Linked DNA regions of Mus musculus: region 1 is linked to region 2. Evidence: chromatin loops called from intact Hi-C (ENCODE). Cell type or tissue: heart. All regions are shown on one strand. Each heading gives the region's core, and the rest is flanking DNA. Links, peaks and the distances in the headings are about the cores only. Region 1 overlaps Cubn (cubilin (intrinsic factor-cobalamin receptor)). Region 2 overlaps Mrc1 (mannose receptor, C type 1).

Region 1 (8,000 bases), core at 1-8,000, 1.0 Mb before region 2:
CATTATGGGTTATTTTGCATCTTTGAAGATACCTCTGATGGTAAGTGATTTATTACATGGCTCACACTTCTAGCATCCTTTCTATAAAGCGATCAGAATATGATTATATTCGTAAATCTTCCTATCATGTCAGTCAGGCCACATTTATAAAGTGAACCAGGACAAAGAGAAGAATTTTCACAATAATAATAGTCATAGGATTTTTTTTTCTTTGCAGTGTGAGTTTGTGGAAGTCCCAAATAAAGTTGTTAAACCAATTAATTTCAAAGTTTTATCACATTCAGACAGTCTACATAAAGTTGGGGCTACTACATATATTCTATTCATGCTGGGAGACAGATGGTTGTTCTCCTATCAATATCTCTATGCTCATATGGCATGTGTCCATTGTGACACATTACATACCCATTAAATGCACAATAGTAAATGAAAGAGCTCCACAAAGTTTGACATTTTCAGGAATGTGCATTTTTAACAAGACCCCCAGATGATTCTTAGCTATAGGACTGTTTGAAAGCATCTTGCGACAGGACTACATTTAAATGGGTTAGTATGTCAGCAAGGGAGGTTTTGTCTCCTACTGAAAAAACAATTCTAGAAGTAACAGGACTTTATTTAGGCATGGCTTCATTACTTGCAGTGTCTGCAAATACGACGGCCACCATCCTGGCATCTTTACCTGTTCTGAATCCTGAAGTTCTAAGGAGCTCCTTGAGCAGTCTTGTGAGGGCAGCTGCAGTTTCCACACAGTTATCTGGACCTGCTGGTGTGGGGGAGCTTCAATGACCCAAGTACAGGTGGAAAATGGCCGTCTGATGTTTGACAACTGAGGTGATGATGTGTTTTGAGGCATCGAAGTTGCATTATATGTTCCCCCACAAGGCACTGAAGAGGGAGAAAGAAAATAATGTAGATGTTTTAATCATCTCTAATTATACATACTGTCTTTAACATCTTTCTCTGGCCTAGGAAACATGTTAATATTCTTTTAAGGATTTAGTAAATGTCGTGGTGACACAGGGCTGCAATCCTACCTTCATGCAAGCTTGAGGCTGAAGGATAAAATTCAAGGCCAGCCTGGCAACTTAGTGAGACGTTGTCAAAGAAAGGGAAACTGAGGGCAGGCAATCTAGCTCTTGTGTTTAATAATCCGCTAAAACTGTAATTAATTTACATGTAATATGCATGCATTCTTGTCTGTGCATAAGGACATATGTATTTCATAATCTGTCAGAATACTTACTGTCCACAAAGGTATATGTTGCATTAAATCCTCTCATTTGAATACTTATGTCAGAGACAAATTGAACTGTAAGAAAGTTGCCAGAAGAAATAAAAGGGGCAGGCCTACTGGAACCACAAAATCTTCCGCCTAAATATGAGTTTATGCTTGCACCATCTGCTATCTGGAAGAAAAAGTAGTTTATAGTAGTTAATTATTAATAAGGGAATTGCTATTTTGCACTAACTTACCTATGAGTTCACCATATATCTATGGTGATAGACAGACCATGGATTACGGATCTATATGTGGGTGTTCTTATAGGCAGTCTTAATTTATATTGATAATGCTATAATGACTTTCAGTGATGCCCATCATATATTTTTCTGTTAGGAAAAGTAATATATAATTGAAATAAACAACAACAACAACAAAAGCCCCCTGGCCTCAAAGTCATTAAACCCATTGCTATTCTCTCTGCTGCCTGAATTATCACCACGGTTTTTTTTTGTTGTTGTTGTTGTTTTGGTTTTTTTTTTTTTAAAGCTTCCTGGCTAGAACCAACCTTCCCACCTCTAACAGGTTGCTATTAAGATAAAGTCAGCAACAGAGGAATGGATACAGAAAATGTGGTACATCTACACAATGGAGTACTACTCAGCTATTAAAAAGAATGAATTTATGAAATTCCTAGCCAAATGGATGGACCTGGAGGGCATCATCCTGAGTGAGGTAACACATTCACAAAGAAACTCACACAATATGTATTCACTGATAAGTGGATATTAGCCCCAAACCTAGGATACCCAAGATATAAGATATAATTTGCTAAACACATGAAACTCAAGGAGAATGAAGACTGAAGTGTGGACACTATGCCCCTCCTTAGATTTGGGAACAAAACACCCATGGAAGGAGTTACAGAGACGGAGTTTGGAGCTGAGATGAAAGGATGGACCATGTAGAGACTGCCATAGCCAGGGATCCACCCCATAATCAGCATCCAAACGCTGACACCATTGCATACACTAGCAAGATTTTATTGAAAGGACGCAGATGTAGCTGTCTCTTGTGAGACTATGCCGGGGCCCAGCAAACACAGAAGTGGATGCTCACAGTCAGCTAATGGATGGATCATAGGGCTCCCAATGGAGGAGCTAGAGAAAGTAGCCAAGGAGCTAAAGGGATCTGCAACCCTATAGGTGGAACAACATTATGAGCTAACCAGTACCCCGGAGCTCTTGACTCTAGCTGCATATGTATCAGAAGATGGCCTAGTCGGCCATCACTGGAAAGAGAGGCCCATTGGACTTGCAAACTTTATATGCCCCAGTACAGGGGAATTCCAGGGCCAAAAAGGGGGAGTGGGTGGGCAGGGGAGTGGGGGTGGGTGGATATGGGGGACTTTTGGTATAGCATTGGAAATGTAAATGAGTTAAATACCTAATAAAAAATGGAAAAAAAAAAAAAAAGATAAAGTCAGACCAGGAGCTGCCTAACTGCTTCCTACCCTCTTAACACAAAGGCTACATCCATTACAACAGTGATCCAGACCTAATGGAATGGCTTTTCCTCCCACACAGACCTCAGGGGTCTGCTCTGCTTGATTGAGATTCTTGAACATCCCCAGCTCAGTCTAGCTTCCCAGCTATTGCATCTGCCTTCCTTTGCCCAGACCACCCTTGCTGGTATTCATGGAGTCTGTTGAGGTCTCTCTTCCTCTATCATCCACCAGCAATGCCTTCCCTAAAGTGAACACTGCCCACATCCCCTGACTCCTTTCCTCAGGACAAGTATTACTGTCAACATGTTACACATTTAACTTGCCAATTCTATTGCCTTTCCTTCTAAAATGAATACAACATTCCACAGAAGCACAGAATTTTATTCTGTTCCGCCATATCGCCCCAGACCTTAAGAGTGTGTAATGCATAAACCATGCTTACTCGCTTCTTGGTAAGTGCTTTGACCCTTCCCTATGACCCACATGCCTTGGTTTGTTTTATGTTGCTGTACCAGAGTACCATAGACCATGTCATTTATACACAAGTAAGTTAATTGTGATATTTCTGAGGATTGAGGAACATTCAGAATTCAAGGGGCAGACTTTGATGAGGGCCTTCTTGCCTTCTAACATATGAGCATCCTAAGAAGATCATCAGGAGCATGCCAGCTCGGCAATCTCTTCCTCTCCTGGGGTGATACTATTCACCCCATGATAGGAACCCCACTCTCATGACTTCATCTAACCCCAGTTATACCTCAAAGCCCCCCATACCTTTAGCATATGGATATAAGGTTTACATTTCTACCACAGGTACTTGAGTGATATGTACACACCACAGCATCACCCTTCCCTAAAATATTCTCCCTGAGTCTACTCTATCTCAATAAACAGCTCAAGTCTAAATTCCAGTCATACTCAACTCTCCCATTCCCATGATAAGCATCCCCACTTTGTTCCACTTTCGAAATATATTGTATCAATGCCATGTGACACAGTTTCTTCAGAACATGGCTCACAGATCAATTGCACAGAGCACTCACAGAGTTCTGCACCGTAGTGCCCAGGTGTTTGATGACCTAGAGTATGTGTCTATTCTTCCTACAAAACTATACCTTGTACCCAATGCAGAACTTGCAAGCCCTGGTCAATGCTGTTGCTTCTCTCCCTTCCCAGTGCTTGCTGCCTCTGACAGTCTCCTCCCTTGGAGACATAGTCTTTCTTGAAGGACTGATAATCCCTAGTCATAGACCTTTTACTCAAATGTCACCTCCCCTGAGAGTCTAATCCCACACAGTGGGGCCCTCCTCCAATACCATCTTGTTTTATTTTACTGTGATGAAACTCAATCAATGTAATGCTTATTTACTTTGATTGGGCGCCCCCTCTGCACAAGTGTGAGTTTCACAGGAAGAGAAACGGAGTTATGCTCAGAAGTGTCTCTAGCATCCAGAACTACTGATGGCTTTCACAGATTTTTACAAACACCCAAAGAAATAGTGAGGATTTGTATATCCCTCAAACACTTTACTAAAAAATAAATAAATAAATAAATAAATTAATATAGTATGTTTTCATTTTTATGTCTATGTTGTTAATTTTTATTGTACTTTAATAATGATTTTCTGTGTTTCTGTAGCCCTGAATATGAGTTCATAACAGAACCACATTAGATCAGAAATCTCAGAGTAGTGTGGCCACTGATGTTATAAAATGAACATGATAAATTTCAAAATTAAAAAATGAAACAAAACTGACCACTAGATGGTGCTGTCTCTTCTATATGAATTCACGAGGAGCACAGAAAAGTGAAGTTCTGTAGTCAAACACCCTCACTTTATAGAGAAGAGTTGCCAAGTTAAAGACAACATACTTTTTCTGCTAAGTGAGGTTTCATTACAACCACTGTGGTCTATACAAGCTTTCACTTGTATCATGTACCTGGCTTGTGTTGGGTAGTGTGTATATGGAGAGACATAAGAGCATTTATGTACCTTCAAGGTGCTCATAAAATAGTGAGAAGAAAGAGCTAAATATAAACGTATGTGCGCGCATGTGCGTGTGTGTGTGTGTGTGTGTGTCTGTGTGTGTGTTGCTGTTTACAGATATATCTACAAATATGCATGGAAAAATATAAAAAAGAAACCAAAGAAAAGAAAAGGTAATTCTGTCAAATAATATCAAGGAGATTCATACTATAAAAGAGAGAGAGAGTCGGGGAAGACCACCCAGTTCATGCCGAGGAGCCTGGGTCTTACTTTACAAGACCAACGTCAGTTAGAGACTGGTAGATGTGAGGGGCAGGACAAGGACAAGCTAGGGCTGGGTAGAAGGTGGCCCTGTGCTGGTACTATATTCATCCAACCACATTAAAGTAAGAGTTAGCGTAACTGATTGGAATATATAGTTACAAACTGCATGACTACTAGCCTCCTGTATGATCAAACCTGAAATTATTTCTCTGTTCTGTTCCTTGCCAACACCAAATCTCTTGCTGTGGGTAGACCCTGAACAACACTGGAGCAGGGACTGCATGTCTGTGGTGAGTTAGTGTCTGAACACTAACTCAGGCACACCTTGCCTTCTAGAAGCCTTGTTTCTTGGTGTCACTGTGACAAAATGCCTATAATAGTCAACTCAAGATATACTTTGTCTCTAGGACTCAGTCTTTGCACGACTAATCTCTATAGCAACACAGTTATAGAGCTTTGTTGTTCTAGGACTGTGTTAAGGTCATGACAGAAGGACACACAGGGGGTGGGGGTTATATACTTCACAGAAGCACTGATGCAGATAGAAAAGAGTGGTTGGGACTCAGGTATCTTTCAAACGGCAGTGTCCTCAGTAACCTACCTTCCTAACTGACTCCCATGCTACCAACCATGTCTTCTTAACGGCTGTGCTTTGGTGGGTCATGTAAGATTCAAAGTATCACAGTAATAATTATTTACTCTTTATGCATTTTTAAATGTTTGAGCTAATATCTATAATGAGGTAGACTGAAATTCACACTTATTTAATGAATAACTAAGTACATGAATGCTTAGTGGCAGTGCTATCTCCTAACCAATGCACCTAGGGTCTGCTGATGTTGTCCCTAAAGAGGCACACACCCTTCCCCAGTGCCTGATAATATGCAGAAGGGTTAAGCCCAGTGAGTTATTACAAGGGCTCCCAGAAAGCTCTAGGGAATGTTTTTATGCAAGTTTGATGTTCAGGAGTTTATAATTGGCCTTACAACAATAATTTGAAGCATTTAGTGTTTAGAAGTCACATTTCTGAATCCCATAGGATAGTAAGTACAGGGAATTTTCTCTTCAGATGGGACTGGAAACTTTAAAATATATCTGCCAAAACCAAGAGCACCAAGTTGAGGAAGAAACCTTGGGAAACTTCCACCAGTGTCATGTTTCCAGGTAGAGGAAGCAGGAGGACCACACTTTTGATGCCCTCAACCACCTTACTGTTGCTCAACACAAGGATGACTGAACTAACCAAGAGTTGGAGATTAGGTAGTACACAGCACTGTCCTTTCCCCTTATTTTTGGTCATGTCTTTCTTGTGGATATGCCTTGTTGATACTGTTCTCCATTTTATGGAGGCAACAATATGTGTGAGCTTTCATGATGCTGTTAAGTGCCATGGCATGCTCACATCTAAGAAGCCCGACATACTCTGTTCTGATCTCCTTTTCTACGTCAAGGGTATCTAACTTCTGTTTTCATGTTGTATAATGTATCTGTTTACAGGCCAGTCTCCCCCCCCCCCCAATCCCAATGAATTACATCTCCTTGGGGAACGTTCACTGCCACATCTCCCATATTATGTACCATGGCTACCAAACAACTCCATAGGACAGATGTGACGATGGTTTCAACAGTCATTGATCAGCCACAGTTCATTAATCTACAGCAGATGTCCCCCCTTGGTCCCCTAGTAAACACTCTCAAAGACAGCAGTGAAGGGAGTAGGCATAACTCAGCAATGGAACTGGTATAATCTGTCTTACACACTACTTATAGAGCTGTGTCATTAGCTTCTATAGAATGTCATTTTACCACAACATTTAACAATTTAAAAGGGGGGTAGTAAATACTGATATCACCTCAACATGATCTAGAATCACCAAGGGACCAACTTCTGGGCATGCCTGTGAGAAAGTGCCGAGATTGGGTTAACTGAATTTGAAAGAACCCACCCTAAATGTGGGCAGTACCAATTCATGATTTGGGACTCTAGACTGAATAAAAAGGAAAATATGAGCTGAGTGTCAGAACTGATCCCTCTGTGCTTTCTGGCTGTGGGACTACTTACTATCTGCCTTCAAATCTTACTACTTTTCAGGAACCCAGAGAAGCTGGTTTTAAATAACCTCTTAAGTAGTTCTGGCTACTTGGTCTCATTTTAGAGAAGGACTGAACTTGAATTAACACTTTTGTCCCACATTTTGTCACCTCTAGCCCCTCATGAACTCCCTCACAATGGCTGGCTTCTAGCCCCATGTCTTATTAAGATGGTTGTCACCCAATGGAATGGCTTTCTTCATCTCAGCTTTTCTTTGTCTGTGACCTACAGCTTAACACCACTGGCTACCCACACATCATTTGGAAAGGCATCTTCCCCTGACTTCCATGCACCACACTGTTCCTGGATGTCACAAGCTTTTCTCAGTCATCCATTTTCGTCCCTTCATCTTTGGTCCTCCCGGTGCATCCTGTCCTTGGCACCCTTCCTAGACGTCGATGGGAGTTTGGCCGTCTAGCTTCACACTGTCTTAAAAAAATGTTTCTTTGGAATTTTTAGGAAGCTTTGGATGCTATCTACGTAAATAAAAGGGACAGACCAATTACAGTGTATTTTTGCACTTCAGATACCATTTACATTAGGAATTGTGAAAGTCCTCTGACAACCTCACTCTGTCCGACTAATCTTCCCATGGATCGCTTCATAACAAGGCACTTAGCAAGACAGAACTGAATCTTGAAGCTAATGTTAGAAGTCACTTGAGATGTTTGAATGATGATATCAGAGATGAACTTGAACAGGAGGCTAGCAACTACAATATATATTGAAGCCACTGTAAGCAATAGTGTTCTCATTTTCAAGGCTTGTAGATAGTAAGCTAAAATCCCATTCGTTAGAGTAGACTGTTAAGGTGTAGCAGTCTTACCTGCACGTAATCAAAGGTGCATTTTCCTGGCGACGATGGTTCCTCCAGAGTAAATGCATTGAAGGTGAGCTTAACAAGTTTGTTTTCAGGGGCAATTATGTACC
Region 2 (17,556 bases), core at 4,405-12,404:
GGCTGGGTATAGTAGCCTGGGCTGCAGTTTGTGTTCTCTTAGTGTCTGTATAACATCTGTCCAGGCTCTTCTGGCTTTCATAGTCTCTGGTGAAAAATCTGGTGTAATTCTGATAGGCTTGCCTTTATATGTTACTTGACCTTTTTCCCTTACTGCTTTTAGTATTCTATCTTTATTTAGTGCATTTGATGTTCTGATTATTATGTGTCGGGAGGAATTTCTTTTCTGGTCCAGTCTATTTGGAGTTCTGTAGGCTTCTTGTATGTTCATATGCATCTCATTCTTTAGATTTGGGAAGTTTTCTTCAATAATTTTGTTGAAGATGTTTGCTGGACCTTTGAGTTGAAAATCTTCATTCTCATCCACTCCTATTATCCGTACGTTTGGTCTTCTTATTGTGTCCTGGATTTCCTGGATATTTTGAGTTAGGATCTTTTTGCATTTTCCATTTTCTTTGATTGTTGTGCTGATGTTCTCTATGGAATCTTCTGCACCTGAGATTCTCTCTTCCATCTCTTGTATTCTGTTGCTGATGCTCAAATCTATGGTTCCAGATTTCTTTCCTAGGGTTTCTATCTCTAGTGTTGCCTCGCTTTGAGTTTTCTTTATTGTGTCTACTTCCCTTTTTAGGTCTAGTATGGTTTTGTTCATTTCCATCACCTGTTTGTATGTTTTTTCCTCTTTTTCTGTAAGGACTTCTACCTGTTTGATTGTGTTTTCCTGTTTTTCTTTAAGGACTTGTAACTCTTTAGCAGTGTTTTCCTGTATTTCTTTAAGTGATTTATTAAAGTCCTTCTTGATGTCCTCTACCATCATCATGAGATATGCTTTTAAATCTAGGTCTAGGTTCTCAGGTGTGTTGGGGTTCCCTGGACTGGGCGAAGTGGGTGTGCTGGGTTCTGGTGATGGTGAGTGGTCTTGGTTCCTGTTAGTAAGATTCCTCCGTTTACCTTTCGCCATCTGGTAATCTCTGGAGTTAGTAGTTATAGTTGACTCTGTTTAGAGATTGTTCTTCTGGTGATTCTGTTACCGTCTATCAGCAGACCTGGGAGACAGATTCTCTCCTCTGAGTTTCAGTGCTCAGAGCACTCTCTGCTGGCAAGCTCTCTTACAGGGAAGGTGCGCAGATATCTTGTATTTGGACCTCCTCCTGGCCGAAGAAGAAGGCCCAAAACAGGACCTTTCTCAGACACTGTGTTGCTTTGGCAGTTCCCAGGTGGTACAGACTCTCACCTAAGCAGACTAAATTCCTAAGTTCCTTGGAGTCCCGGGACCAAGATGGCGACCGCTGCTGCTGTGGCTTAGGTCGCCTCCCCAGCCGGGCGGGCACCTGTCCTCTGGTCCGGAAGGTGGCCGGCTGTCCCCGGCCCACACAGGGTGCTGCCTCAGCGCCTCTGTGCTTCTGCCTGTTCCAGAAGCTGTCAGGTTCTCTGGCGCACCCTCTCACCTGTTCAGACTAATTTCCTAAGTTCGGCGGGTCCCGGACCAAGATGGCGACCGCTGCTGCTGTGGCTTAGGCCGCCTCCCCAGCCGGGTGGGCACCTGTCCTCTGGTCCGGAAGGTGGCCGGCTGTCCCCGGCCCACGCAGGGTGCTGCCTCAGCGCCTCTGTGCTTCCGCCTGTTCCAGAAGCTGTCAGGTTCTCTGGCGCACCCTCTCACCTGTTCAGACTTATTTCCTAAGTTCGGCGGGTCCCGGACCAAGATGGCGACCGCTGCTGCTGTGGCTTAGGTCGCCTCCCCAGCCGGGCGGGCACCTGTCCTCCGGTCCGGAAGGTGGCCGGCTGTCCCAGGCCCACACAGGGTGCTGCCTCAGCCCCTCTGTGCTTCTGCCTGTTCCAGAGGCTGTCAGGTTCTCTGGAGCACCCTCTCACCTGTTCAGACTAATTTCCTAAGTTCGGCGGGTCCCGGACCAAGATGGCGACCCGCTACATTTCATTCTTACATGCAGGGGATGAGCGCACTGTTTCACCACTTTGATTGCCTTTTTTGAGCATGGTAGATATTCAGTAAGCAACCCATGGATTGAATTCTACTTTATGTTTAATGCAGGACGAAAGGCGGGATGTGTTGCCATGAAAACCGGAGTGGCAGGTGGCTTATGGGATGTTTTGAGTTGTGAAGAAAAGGCAAAATTTGTGTGCAAACATTGGGCAGAAGGAGTGACTCGCCCACCAGAGCCCACAACAACTCCTGAACCCAAATGTCCAGAAAACTGGGGTACCACCAGTAAAACCAGCATGTGTTTCAAAGTAAGGATCACTCGCCAAATTAATAAAGAACCTGAAACATCCAAGAACTAAAGCCAAACTACAGAAGATGCAACTTCCAGCTTCATTTCCAGCTGTAGACATTTTAATGTGATTTTATTGATAACACTTTGCATAGAGATAAATGACTCATTAATGGAGACCCACAAACACAGACAACAGCCCAGACAGGACTCTCAGACCTCTTGCCTCATCTGCTTTGTTGTAATCATTCCATCTTTGTTTCTCCTCTGTGACTTCCTAGCCCTGTATTGAGCTTGTAATGCTTGTTTTAAGAAAACATCTGTTCTTCCTTACTTTAACCTCTGGCATTTTCTTTTGCCCTTGCCTTCAAGCCCGAGCTTTAGCTAACTTAATTGAGAAACTGGTCTACAATTATATTGTGTCAGTATTACATAGTTCATGTTGTGTTTCTCTAACTTATCACCTAATGATTATAATGATGGATGGTGAAAGTGTTGCTCCTCAATTCCTTTAAATAAGGATTCATTGTTCTGTCATTATTTTTACATATTCTTAGACTGAACCCTCTATTTTCTGCTATGCAACCACCAAAATAATCAACGAGTCAAACACAAATAGGAACAAACAAAACCAGAACCAATCAAACAAACAGAACATCACAACTCCAATGTAATAAGGATTTGGTCCCCCCGCCCCCATATTGCCATAAACTTCACAGAAAAATTTAGATTTATGCTAACACAGAAATGTATCTAGTACTTAATGATAAATTCATATGCTCAGGACCTCTCTTGTCCAATTCCTTTCAAAGATACAGGATCCTGACATGCTCCAGAAGACAGTTTGGTGAGATGCTTGAAGAATTCAATCAAAGCCTAGGAATGTAGCACAGGGTAGAGTGTTTGCATAGCAAGTGGGAGACACTGGGTCCATCCCCAGTGCTAAATAAAGAAAAGAAAATCTTTGAGAAAATTCTGTCTGGTCTCTAACTGGAGAAGGGAATGTCTAGTTGAGCTGGAACTCCTATTTGTAGACGTGGGGATCCATGAGTTGTTTAATCTTCTTTGACTATTAAGAGCTAAACATAATTCTCATGAAAGGGACTATATGGGGCAGGGCAAGAGAGGATTTATAAAATAGATTCTGGATATTATACATCACCATTCAAATGCCACACCTATCACGGTACAAATACCTGAAGGTAAAGTAGGCTGTAGAGACTAAGCACAATAGAATTGTCTGTAGCTATGCTGTGAACTAGAATTCCAGTCACTCCAAAATCCAGGTGTTCAACCGATCCAGTTATATGCCTCAGTATGAATTATGTGGTTTAGGAAGTATTTGGAGTAGTATGTGTTACATATATAAAAACTATCCTTATAAATTCTAAGATGTGGAAATTGATTACATTTGGTGGGTAGGTAAGTTAAGGAAACAAATTCAATATCAGGATACAGGAAGCTGAGATAGGATTGAGGGAAATGCTCTTGAGACACACTTACTTGTGGTGCTCAAGCCAAGTCCAGGTCAAGGTATTGGTGTTAACCACCTAGGCAGCCACAACCCACAGGAAGCTAATTCCTTTTCTTCAAGGGTATGGTGATAAGAGCCATGACACTATGACACATGAACAATAATGGAGAAAACTTTAAAAACTTGGTGGTTCTAGTGACCTCTGGTTCTGCTTGTTTAGTGGTATTGGTGTGATTCTTTTTTTCTTTTTTAAAAAACAGAAATGATATCTTTCTTGACCTAGGTATCCTTGGCCCAAAAACAGTCACCAAAAATAAACCTGAGAGAATAACTCCCAGTTTCATTGCCTGAGTGCCAACAAAGGTTAAAGATGAAGCTGTTAGTCAGATTAAGCAAAGCAGAAACGTAGTTTCTGAAAGAGAATTATAGAAAAAACTGTCAAATTGAAAGAAAATAAAAATAATAATAATGACAATAATAATAAAGGCAAAGCAAGAGTAACTCCCAAGAGTACAAGGAATTTTCCAAAGAGGAAAGACTGCTGATCTTCTTTGTCCTGTTTAATTCTATGGTAGACACTGGACAAAGACTAAGGTAATTTCATTGGTTGACCAACTAGTTGGTACAACTAGTTGTGCATATTCTTCTGGCCCAACCAATGAAATAGTCATGCCCTGTTCCTGTGTAGCTTACCCATTTAGTGATAGGTGGAACCTCTCTTTATTCCCTACAGACTTCATCTTTATTAGTTAGACTGTGAGTTTCTGCTAGCTGTCAGTCACTGGTCCATCTCTTCCTCTGTACTTGCACAGGGTCAATAAATAATCCAATGCTTCTTGTTCCTCATCAGTTGCATTGGTTGTAGTTCACTTTAGTGGTCTAGGCTATCCTTCCTGGAATGGGTAGGCCTTCTTAGCAGATACGTTTATTTGTTCTAGTTAGGTGCATTAGAAGATGTATGGAAGGAGAGTGGAGGCTCCCTTGTGTTCCTCATGAGCTTCAGCAGACCAGTGAGCTGCTCAGGGACCTGTCCCTTCTCTTGCCTGTTCAGTTTGGCATCTTGCATTCTGTTGCAAACTTCTTTGTTTCCCTAACATTCCTTTTTCCTTGAATCCTTTCTCACTATAACACTTGAGCCACTTGACATTTTGACCATGGACCCTTTCCCTTACCCCCTAGAGTTAGCTAGCTCTTGTGCCATTAAGCATGCCCTACACCAACTGTGCATCCTATTTGCAGTTCTCAGGATGATAGGACCTAGTACTTCCTTACACAGTCTGTTAGTCTTAATTTAACATTAACCCACTTCTGTCAGATGAAAGTCTGCTGTGGTGTATGTTCTAGTAGTTTTTAAGATATGCAGACTTAAAGAAAAGAGTCAACAGTTTTTGAAGGACACCACCAACATGGTTGAAAGTTTGCCAGGCTATTCATTATTTAAACTGAACAGGATGACAAAGGTAACAGCCTTTTGCTAATTCATGTTTATTTTCTCTGTTTCAAAACTTTGTTTTGTGTGTGTGTGTGTGTCCCAATACAATTTTTAATACTTAACCAAATTACTCTTTCTCTCTTTCACAATGATCTGTATACACAGTCCACATGTCTTCAGCTTCCAATATTTTAATCTAACTTCTCCTAGGCTTTAAATTGCTTTTATTTTGTAAGGCTTTCTCAATGAAATCACCTCCCGCCCCTTGTTTAGTTATCCAAAAGTTACCCAGAAATTGATTTTCAATCAAGAGACCTGCATTGGTTAGGAACATGGCACTGCTTGCTTTGTCTATAAATGATATCTCATTGAAAGTAGATGACTTCTTTGTTTTGATCCAATCAGCTACCAAATGTAACATAATTTCCAATCTCCCCGTTTTTAGCTGTATGCAAAAGGAAAGCATGAAAAGAAAACGTGGTTTGAATCTCGAGATTTTTGCAAAGCTATAGGTGGAGAGCTGGCGAGCATCAAGAGTAAAGATGAACAGCAAGTGATTTGGAGGCTGATTACGTAAGTCTCTCTTCCGCCCAGGGCTGCTGTGTGTTACCCCCATGGCTCCTATAATGCTGAGAAAATATTGATTACGTTTCAGTTCACAATCCTTTAATATTATAAATCTTACAACCAATCACTTTATAAGTGTACAAGACCCCCAACACACCTTTGAATGAGTGAATGTCTTTAGATGCCTTATTAAGATCCTCTCCCCTCCCCAGTAGTGCTCCAGGGTTCAGAATATTGATAAGTGGTATACAAATTCACATTTTCTAAGTCACTTTTCTCTATGACTTAAAGGTGACAGAGTTTATTGTGGCTTATAGCTCGAGAGGTTGTTCATATCTGTTATGGCAGGGAGAGCATGGTAATAGGAGTAGAAGACCCACTGGTTACATTACATTGGCAATATGAAAGTTGGATTGGCATTAGGAAACAGGAAATTAGAGGGGTACTTAGCTAGCTAGTATTGGACACAAGTCCAAGGAATGGTGCCACCTACTTTTAGAGTGGGTATTCCCACTTCAATCTAATCGAGATAATTCCTCACAGGTGTTCGTCAAGACTAACATAATCTAGATAACTTTTCAGAGATGTGTCCAGAGACTTGTTTGCTAGATGATTCTACAGCCCATCAAGTGTAAAATCAATATTAACCATCAGAGGCAAATTTTGTAGGACACATTTAATTGTTATTCTCTTTGCTTGTGTATTATCTAATGTGTGTTTCAGAGGGATCTATCAACTCTTGATGGTCCTTTGAAAGACTGAAAACCTTCCAGGATGAGGTATCTTCTTTCTTTTTATGTTGCAGGAGCAGTGGAAGCTACCATGAGCTGTTTTGGTTGGGACTGACCTATGGAAGTCCTTCAGAGGGGTTCACCTGGAGTGATGGTTCTCCCGTAAGTAGTTTTAAATCTCTCTCTCTCTCTCTTTTTTACCCTGTAGTGTATTTATTTTGGCATTATTATTTGGACTTATTGGTGTTTTATCAAGATATGTCATTAAGACAGTTGGAGACATTTTTATGTAAGATAAATACAAGTTTAGTATACACTGTCCAGCCCTGGCCTCCACATACTTTAAGCATAGTTGTGGATGAGAATAACCTAAGGAATGAAAAACCATGCCTCCCAGTTTATACCAAATGACTCAATTCTACACAAAGCCAGCATGTAGATGATTAAATATCTTCAAAGCTCTTTTGCAGGTGCCTTTAGTTCAGTGAAACTGGACACAACTTTGGTAGCCATTAGAGTCAGATGGACTTCTCCAAATTTGAGAAATGGGAAGCTCTGGCTTTTGCTAGCAACATTTAGCAGTCCTGGTCATCCTGGGAAAGGATGTTTTATGATATTAACACTATTTTCTCTTGGAACCCACAGGCATCTTCCAAGGTACTTGTTTAAGTGACATGGTTTCTTTGGTGGCTGCATCGGTGTCTGGATTTCATGTTTATGGAAAACTGATCATAATTCTTAATCCAGACCCCTTCAGACTCTGATCACTGAAAACTACCCACATTCCCAAGTTGTTTCCATTGTTCATTTTGGCAAAGGCTGGTCGTTCAGTTAGTCACATTTTATAAGACTTTTTCTTCTCTAATTATTTTTCTGTAGCCTGTGTAATAGATGAAAAGCTTCCAACAACTTACTGAAATATCATCCCTTAAGAACAGGCTGTAAATTTAGGAAATTGCGACTACCGACTGAGATATGGAAGTTTCTTGCTAACTTTTTCCTACATATAAATCCCATTGCTTGTGGCCCTGGATTCATTCTATTTAATGGGAATAAAGGAAATGTTATAAAAACCAATTCCCTACTCTAGTCTGCTTAAAAGTTTCCATGTAATAAAAGCTGTTTCTTTCTCACCCATGTCCATAAAATGTGCTTCCATAGCTAAAAGTAAAAAGCAAATGAATGAAGAATCCAAACAGCCCCTCTTTTTCCTTTCCCAATTTGAATTTGCACTGGTGTGGTATACGTGGTTAATATCTGCAGCCTAATGTGGTGTTCGTGGTATATCTGCAGCCTAATGTGGTATACGTGGTATATCTGCAGCCTAATGTGGTATACGTGGTATATCTGCAGCCTAATGTGGTGTTTCTAGCACAGCATAGCAACCTGGTGTTGTGGTTCAGATCAAGTGTGATGTTTCCACCATAGGTTTCCTATGAAAATTGGGCTTACGGTGAACCAAATAATTACCAAAATGTTGAATATTGTGGTGAGCTGAAAGGTGACCCTGGCATGTCCTGGAATGATATCAACTGTGAACACCTCAACAACTGGATTTGTCAGATACAAAAAGGTACAAATCTGTCCCCTCTTTTTCTTACATTACAGAGCTAGCCTTCTGATACCCCAATTTGTTTCCTCCATTGGCACAAACAAACAAAAATACCAGCATCAGGGAACTGTGGGGCCCTTATTTCACAGGATAAGAATGGGGACGTTGGAAACAGATAAGTGTTCCAAAGGAACAGAAGATCAAAAGGCCACCAAGAATCCTGGATTAGAGTCACGTCCTTAAAAACATTCCCATCAGCAGCCGGGACTCTGGCCATCCACTGCAGCTGCAGGGGCTAATGGGAGACCTGCCCTTTAGTGCTGTAGAAAGGCAATGCAGTTTTGCTTTCTGGAACTTTCACCCTCTGACCTTCTATTTTATCCCTGAAACAGGTACAAGCTCCCTTCAACCTGATATTTTAATATCCATAACACAGAACCAGCAGTATAGGGAAGGCCGTGGTGTTGTGGGACTCACATGATATTATTTATGATATCTTGGAAATTAGAGCAAAGACAGGTTAGGCATTGTGGTCAGAGGAGCTGGGTTATGACACCGAGGAAACAAGCTGACCCTTGAATTAAAACATATTGACGCCATAGCAATAAGAGGATGGAACCACATTGCCCTCTGCTGTTGGGGAATCATGGCCGCTGCCCCCATTCTGCAGTTAAGAGACCCGGTACTGCCCTCTGCTGGCTGGATGCACATGTTTCCACATTCTGGATTAGTATCCTTTTGAATTTAAATTTAAAAACAGTCTCCTGCTGCCTGCCAGTGACTCACTGTGGCCTCTTTATGTTGTTAGTAGCTTTGTTTTACTCTGGCAGATAGAAAATATGTTACAGGTCGCCATCTTGGTTCCGGGACTCAGCAGAACTTAGGAAATTAGTCTGAACAGGTCAGAGGGTGCGCCAGAGAACCGGACAGCTTCTGGGACGGGCGGAAGCACAGAGCTGCTGAGGCAGCAGCCTGGGCGGGCCGCAGACAACCGGCCACCATCCGGACCAGAGGACAGGTGTCCACCTGGCTTGGGAGGCGGCCTCAGCCTCAGCAGCAGCGGTCGCCATCTGGGTTCCGGGACTCCGCGGGACCTAGGAAATTAGTCTGAACAGGTTAGAGGGTGCACCAGAGAACCGGATAGCTTCTGGGACGGGCGGAAGCACAGAGCTGCTGAGGCAGCAGCCTGGGCGGGCCGCAGACAACCGGCCACCATCCGGACCAGAGGACAGGTGTCCGCCTGGCTTGGGAGGCAGCCTCAGCCTCAGCAGCAGCGGTCGCCATCTTGGTTCCGGGACTCAGCAGAACTTAGGAAATTAGTCTGAACAGGTTAGAGGGTGCGCCAGAGAACCGGACAGCTTCTGGGACGGGCAGAAGCACAGAGCCGCTGAGGCAGCACTCTTGGCGGGCCACAGGCAGCCGGCCACCGTCCGGACCAGAGGACAGGTGTCCGCCTGGCTCGGGAGACGGCCTCAGCCTCAGGAGCAGCGGTCACCATCTTGGTTCCAGGACTCCCTGGAACTTAGGAATTTAGTCTGCACAGGTGAGAGTCTGCACCACAGAAGCTGACAGCTTCTGGGAACTGCCAAAGCAACACAGCTTCTGAGAGAGGCCCTGTTTTGGGCCTTCTTCTTCGACCAGGAGGAGGTCCAAAAACAAGATATCTGCGCACCTTCCCTGTAAGAGAGCTTGCCAGCAGAGAGTGCTCTGAGCACTGAAACTCAGAGGAGAGAATCTGTCTCCCAGGTCTGCTGAGAGACGGTAACAGAATCACCAGAAGAACAATCTCTAAACAGAGTCAACTATAACTACTAACTCCAGAGATTACCAGATGGCGAAAGGTAAACGTAGGAATCCTACTAACAGGAACCAAGACCACTCACCATCATCAGAACCCAGCACTCCCACTTCACCCAGTCCAGGGCACCCCAACACACCCGAAAACCTAGACCTAGATTTAAAAGCATATCTCATGATGATGGTAGAGGACATCAAGAAGGACTTTCATAAATCACTTAAAGAAATACAGGAGAGCACTGCTAAAGAGTTACAAGTCCTTAAAGAAAAACAGGAAAACACAATCAAACAGGTAGAAGTCCTTACAGAAAAAGAGGAAAAAACATACAAACAGGTGATGGAAATGAACAAAACCATACTAGACCTAAAAAGGGAAGTAGACACAATAAAGAAAACTCAAAGTGAGGCAACACTGGAGATAGAAACCCTAGGGAAGAAATCTAGAACCATAGACTCGAGCATCAGCAACAGAATACAAGAGATGGAAGAGAGAATCTCAGGTGCAGAAGATTCCATAGAGAACATCGGCACAACAATCAAAGAAAATGGAAAATGCAAAAAGATCCTAACTCAAAATATCCAGGAAATCCAGGACACAATGAGAAGACCAAACCTACGGATAATAGGAGTGGATGAGAATGAAGATTTTCAACTCAAAGGACCAGCAAACATCTTCAACAAAATTATTGAAGAAAACTTCCCAAATATAAAGAAAGAGATACCTATGAACATACAAGAAGCCTACAGAACTCCAAATAGACTGGACCAGAAAAGAAATTCCTCCCGACACATAATAATCAGAACAACAAATGCACTAAATAAAGATAGAATACTAAAAGCAGTAAGGGAAAAAGGTCAAGTAACATACAAAGGCAAGCCTATCAGAATTACACCAGATTTTTCACCAGAGACTATGAAAGCCAGAAGAGCCTGGACAGATGTTTTACAGACACTAAGAGAACACAAATTCCAGCCCAGGCTACTATACCCAGCCAAACTCTCAATTACCATAGATGGAGAAACCAAAGTATTCCATGACAAAACCAAATTCACACATTATCTCTCCACGAATCCAGCCCTTCAAAGGATAATAACAGAAAAAAACCAATACAAGAATGGGAACAACGCCCTAGAAAAAACAAGAAGGTAATGCCTCAACAAACCTAAAAGAAGACATCCACAAGAACAGAATGCCAACTTTAACAACAAAAATAACAGGAAGCAACAATTACTTTTCCTTAATATCTCTTAACATCAATGGTCTCAACTCCCCAATAAAAAGACATAGACTAACAAACTGGCTACACAAAAAAGACCCAACATTTTGCTATTTACAGGAGACACATCTCAGAGAAAGAGATAGACACTACCTCAGAATAAAAGGCTGGAAAAAATTTTCCAAGCAAATGGTATGAAGAAACAAGCTGGAGTAGCCATCCTAATATCTGATAAGATTGACTTCCAACCCAAAGTCATCAAAAAAGACAAGGAGGGGCACTTTGTTCTCATCAAAGGTAAAATCCTCCAAGAGGAACTCTCAATTCTGAATATCTATGCGCCAAATACAAGGGCAGCCACATTCATTAAAGAAACTTTAGTAAAGCTCAAAGCACACATTGCACCTCACACAATAATAGTGGGAGACTTCAACACACCACTTTCACCAATGGACAGATCACGGAAACAGAAACTAAACAGGGACACACTGAAACTAACAGAAGTGATGAAACAAATGGATCTGACAGATATCTACAGAACATTTTATCCTAAAACAAAAGGATATACCTTCTTCTCAGCACCTCATGGTACCTTCTCCAAAATTGACCACATAATAGGTCACAAAACAGGCCTCAACAGATTCAAAAATATTGAAATTGTCCCATGTATCCTATCAGATCACCATGCACTAAGGCTGATCTTCAATAACAAAAAAAAGAACAGAAAGCCAACACTCACATGGAAACTGAACAACACTCTTCTCAATGATACCTTGGTCAAGGAAGGAATAAAGAAAGAAATTAAAGACTTTTTAGAGTTTAATGAAAATGAAGCCACAACGTACCCAAACCTTTGGGACACAATGAAAGCATTTCTAAGAGGGAAACTCATAGCTCTGAGTGCCTCCATGAAGAAACGGGAGAGAGCACATACTAGCAGCTTGACAACACATCTAAAAGCTCTAGAAAAAAAGGAAGCAAATTCACCCAAGAGGAGTAGACGGCAGGAAATAATCAAACTCAGGGGTGAAATCAACCAAGTGGAAACAAGAAGAACTATTCAAAGAATTAACCAAACGAGGAGTTGGTTCTTTGAGAAAATCAACAAGATAGATAAACACTTAGCTAGACTCACTAGAGGGCACAGAGACAAAACCCTAATTAACAAAATCAGAACTGAAAAGGGAGACATAACAACAGATCCTGAAGAAATCCAAAACACCATCAGATCCTTCTACAAAAGGCTATACTCAACAAAACTGGAAAACCTGGACGAAATGGACAAATTTCTGGACAGATACCAGGTACCAAAGTTGAATCATGATCAAGTTGACCTTCTAAACAGTCCCATATCCCCTAAAGAAATAGAAGCAGTTATAAATATTCTCCCAGCCAAAAAAAGCCCAGGACCAGACGGGTTTAGTGCAGAGTTCTATCAGACCTTCAAAGAAGATCTAATTCCAGTTCTGCACAAACTTTTTCACAAGATAGAAGTAGAAAGTACACTACCCAACTCATTTTATGAAGCCACTATTACTCTGATACCTAAACCACAGAAAGATCCAACAAAGATAGAGAACTTCAAACCAATTTCTCTTATGAATATCGATGCAAAAATCCTCAATAAAATTCTCGCTAACCCAGTCCAAGAACACATTAAAGCAATCATCCATCCTGACCAAGTAGGTTTTATTCCAGGAATGCAGGGATGGTTTAATATACGAAAATCCATCAATGTAATCCACTATATAAACAAACTCAAAGACAAAAACCACATGATCATCTCGTTGGATGCAGAAAAAGCATTTGACAAGATCCAACACCCATTCATGATAAAAGTTCTGGAAAGATCAGGAATTCAAGGCCCATACCTAAATATGATAAAAGCAATCTACAGCAAACCAGTAGCCAACATCAAAGTAAATGGAGAGAAGCTTGAAGCAATCCCACTAAAATCAGGGACTAGACAAGGCTGCCCACTTTCTCCCTACCTTTTCAACATAGTACTTGAAGTATTAGCCAGAGCAATTCGACAACAAAAGGAGATCAAGGGGATACAAATTGGAAAAGAGGAAGTCAAAATATCACTTTTTGCAGATGATATGATAGTATATATAAGTGACCCTAAAAATTCCACCAGAGAACTCCTAAACCTGATAAACAGCTTCGGTGAAGTAGCTGGATATAAAATTAACTCAAACAAGTCAATGGCCTTTCTCTACACAAAGAATAAACAGGCTGAGAAAGAAATTAGGGAAACAACACCCTTCTCAATAGTCACAAATAATATAAAATATCTCGGCGTGACTCTAACTAAGGAAGTGAAAGATCTGTATGATAAAAACTTCAAGTCTCTGAAGAAAGAAATTAAAGAAGATCTCAGAAGATGGAAAGATCTCCCATGCTCATGGATTGGCAGGATCAATATTGTAAAAATGGCTATCTTGCCAAAAGCAATCTACAGATTCAATGCAATCCCCATCAAAATTCCAACTCAATTCTTCAACGAATTAGAAGGAGCAATTTGCAAATTCATCTGGAATAACAAAAAACCTAGGATAGCAAAAACTCTTCTCAAGGATAAAAGAACCTCTGGTGGAATCACCATGCCTGACCTAAAGCTTTACTACAGAGCAATTGTGGTAAAAACTACATGGTACTGGTATAGAGACAGACAAGTAGACCACTGGAATAGAATTGAAGACCCAGAAATGAACCCACACACCTATGGTCACTTGATCTTCGACAAGGGAGCTAAAACCATCCAGTGGAAGAAAGACAGCATTTTCAACAATTGGTGCTGGCACAACTGGTTGTTATCATGTAGAAGAATGCGAATTGATCCATACTTATCTCCTTGTACTAAGGTCAAATCTAAATGGATCAAAGAACTTCACATAAAACCAGAGACACTGAAACTTATAGAGGAGAAAGTGGGGAAAAGCCTTGAAGATATGGGCACAGGGGAAAAATTCCTGAACAGAACAGCAATGGCTTGTGCTGTAAGATCGAGAATTGACAAATGGGACCTAATGAAACTCCAAAGTTTCTGCAAGGCAAAAGACACCGTCAATAAGACAAAGAGACCACCAACAGATTGGGAAAGGATCTTTACCTATCCTAAATCAGATAGGGGACTAATATCCAACATATATAAAGAACTCAAGAAGGTGGACTTCAGAAAATCAAACAACCCCATTAAAAAATGGGGCTCAGAACTGAACAAAGAATTCTCACCTGAGGAATACCGAATGGCAGAGAAGCACCTGAAAAAATGTTCAACATCCTTAATCATCAGGGAAATGCAAATCAAAACAACCCTGAGATTCCACCTCACACCAGTCAGAATGTCTAAGATCAAAAATTCAGGTGACAGCAGATGCTGGCGAGGATGTGGAGAAAGAGGAACACTCTTCCATTGTTGGTGGGATTGCAGGCTTGTACAACCACTCTGGAAATCCGTCTGGCGGTTCCTCAGAAAATTGGACATAGTACTACCGGAGGATCCAGCAATACCTCTCCTGGGCATATATCCAGAAGATGCCCCAACTCGTAAGAAGGACACATGCTCCACTATGTTCATAGCAGCCTTATTTATAATAGCCAGAAGCTGGAAAGAACCCAGATGCCCCTCAACAGAGGAATGGATACAGAAAATGTGGTACATCTACACAATGGAGTACTACTCAGCTATTAAAAAGAATGAATTTATGAAATTCCTAGCTAAATGGATGGACCTGGAGGGCATCATCCTGAGTGAGGTAACACATTCACAAAGGAACTCACACAATATGTACTCACTGATAAGTGGATATTAGCCCAAAACCTAGGATACCCAAGATATAAGATACAATTTCCTAAACACATGAAACTCAAGAAAAATGAAGACTGAAGTGTGGACACTATGCCCCTCCTTAGAAGTGGGAACAAAACACCCATGGAAGGAGTTACAGAGACAAAGTTTGGAGCTGAGACGAAAGGATGGACCATGTAGAGACTGCCATATCCAGGGATCCATCCCATAATCAGCATCCAAACGCTGACACCATTGCATACACTAGCAAGATTTTATCGAAAGGACCCAGATGTAGTTGTCTCTTGTGAGACTATGCCGGGGCCTAGCAAACACAGAAGTGGATGCCCACAGTCAGCTAATGGATGGATCACAGGGCTCCCAATGGAGGAGCTAGAGAAAGTACCCAAGGAGCTAAAGGGATCTGCAACCCTATAGGTGGATCAACATTAAGAACTAACCAGTACCCCGGAGCTCTTGACTCTAGCTGCATATGTATCAAAAGATGGCCTAGTCGGCCATCACTGGAAAGAGAGGCCCATTGGACATACAAACTTTATATGCCCCAGAACAGGGGAGCGCCAGGGCCAAAAAGGGGGAGTGGGCGGGTAGGGGAGTGGGGGTGGGTGGGTATGGGGGACTTTTGGTATAGCATTGGAAATATAAATGAGCTAAATACCTAATAAAAAATGGAAAGAAAAAAAAAGTTGGGGGGGGGAGGGGAGAGGGAGAGAGAGAGAGAGAAAGAGAGAGAGAGAGAGAGAGAGAGAGAGAGAGAGAGAGAGAGAGAACTCAAAATGGCATGCATCTTTAAACTCTCAAAACCCACTTCCAGTTACTTACTTCCTTCAGCAAAGCCACAACTCCTAAGCTTCCACAAACAGCATCACCAATTAAGGACCAAGCATTCAAATGCCAGAGACTATGCGGAACATTTTCATTCAAACCACACATTGCAGAATCCAAGCAGCCTGGTTCCAGAACCTGACTGCTTAATTATTGAGCCATACTGCCTCTGGTGAAAGTGAATACACCATCTACAGGGAAGATTCTTCCGACCTGAAGTTCTGAGTGTAGATTTAACAATTAGGATCTTCACCAAGAAACTAGAGGACAGCTATTCTGTGTCACCAAGGGGATGGCAAATGGAAAGCATTCATCAACAGAGCAGGAAGAATGGTATAACATGAGGGTATTTGGATAACCTTGGTGAAATCCTGGCTTGCTGTGTCCCAACATCATGGTACCACTGGAAGGAGCCTTGCTTTCTTAACTATGAAGTGAAGGATCAGAATGGTTAGCTTGCAGTAGATAGTGTGCATGGAGTAGGTCTTCCAACTGAAATATCACTGGCTATAATGGGTGACCTACATCTCATACCTCTTGCATGGGATTTGAGATATTTGGTCGATAACATGTATGTCAAGGGGTTAAGGAGATGAAGTATGGCATTTTAAGACAGTAAACACTGGGCACTTCCTTTATATGAAGTATCTAGAATAGACCAAACTCCAAGAGACAGAAACTGGGACAGAAGTTACCTGAAGCTATCCAGGGGGAAGGAACATGGGGAGTCATTATTTAATGGGTGTGGGAACTTTGCTTGTCGATGAAGGATCTGGAAATAGTGTGGCTGCACATACTGTGTGATGTACTTAATGTCACTGAATTGTACACTTAATCTTTTAGAATTAAATTTGTAGTGACAATTTTGCAAAAAAAAAAAAAAAAAAAAAAAGAAAATATGTTACTCGGAAGGCTACTTGGGCCCTCCTGTCAGATTCTAACAAAATCCAGATATTAACTATTTTGAAAGAAAAATATTTTTAAAAAAAACCTAGCAAGATATAAGTAAAAGTTTAGTAAGGATATGATTCATTGAAAGGACAATACTTGTATCTTATCCATATACAACTCACATCAAATGGTTTCAGATAATGAACATATACATTATTTCATAGTTACTACTAAAATGTCTACCTGGAAAACTCTTGTGAACTGAACACTGACTGCATACCAAAAATTTAAATTTTTACCCTATTTATAAACATGGTTAGTTCATTTTTATAATTCGGGGAGGGGGAATGAAGACCAAATAGTTTTGGGATATGAAGCTGGAAATCATGATTCTAAAATTAATGTTTCTTTCTTTCTTTTATATGGCACAATTGGAGCCTAGATATTGCCTCCCTCTCCTGAGGTTTATCCACTTGTATCAACCTTAATCCATCCATCTTTCTTTTTTTGTTCTTCCACCATGATGTGATGTGCATTGGAGGGAGGATGGGGCAAGTGTAGAGTTTGTCAAGGTTTTATTGACACAGGAAAATACAATGAGTGGCACTAGTGGATGCCTGATGATTCTATTTTTATTTTACAGGGAAAACACTACTACCTGAGCCCACACCTGCTCCACAAGACAGTAGGTGTCCCTGAGTTTTCTGATTTCTTTATTATAGCCTTTTCTGACTCCTTTCCTTCCTCCATGAAAAGGGAGATGGTGGCAAGAGGGTTCTTAGTATCTTTGAGGATCCCATGAAAGGTTGGAGTTTCGTCTCCAGAGAGCAGACAACACACACCCGTTGCCCTGTTAGCATGTTTTCTCGTGGTTTCATGAGTCAAATCCAAGGGGTTCAGGGTTTTCTTTAGCACATGACCAATTGTAACTTGGTGGCTCACAGCAGCACACAGTTAATCTCCGAGTTCTCGAAGTCATAAATCTGAAATTGGTTACGCTGAGTCAAAACACAAGCTTTTATCCAG

What was found. Peaks named below come from ENCODE experiments on the same cell type or tissue, not always from the same donor. Only the 100,000 strongest peaks of a DNase experiment are listed, where the experiment ranks them.
Region 1: it touches region 2 in a loop (5-fold over the local background); 9 of 42 quality-filtered maps call a loop at or near these places.

What each region holds. Positions count from the first base shown.
Region 1 is chr2:13,286,302-13,294,301 of GRCm38, forward strand. It overlaps Cubn (cubilin (intrinsic factor-cobalamin receptor)), which reads right to left. Exons shown (of 67, transcript NM_001081084.2): 60 at 7,897-8,000; 61 at 1,244-1,406; 62 at 680-885. Gm13270 (a long non-coding RNA gene) reads left to right here. Exons shown (of 3, transcript XR_865976.2): 2 at 1-40. Among named protein-coding and RNA genes, the nearest start is that of Gm13270, 19 kb to the left of the region's middle. In heart, for the core only: a CTCF peak has its summit at 4,481 (motif pointing right); no DNase peak of the experiment used is centred there.
Region 2 is chr2:14,286,938-14,304,493 of GRCm38, forward strand. Mrc1 (mannose receptor, C type 1) reads left to right here. Exons shown (of 30, transcript NM_008625.2): 12 at 2,050-2,249; 13 at 5,582-5,709; 14 at 6,509-6,596; 15 at 7,863-8,007; 16 at 17,174-17,215. Among named protein-coding and RNA genes, the nearest start is that of Mir511, 35 kb to the left of the region's middle. In heart, for the core only: a CTCF peak has its summit at 8,648 (motif pointing left); a DNase peak (open chromatin) is centred at 8,654.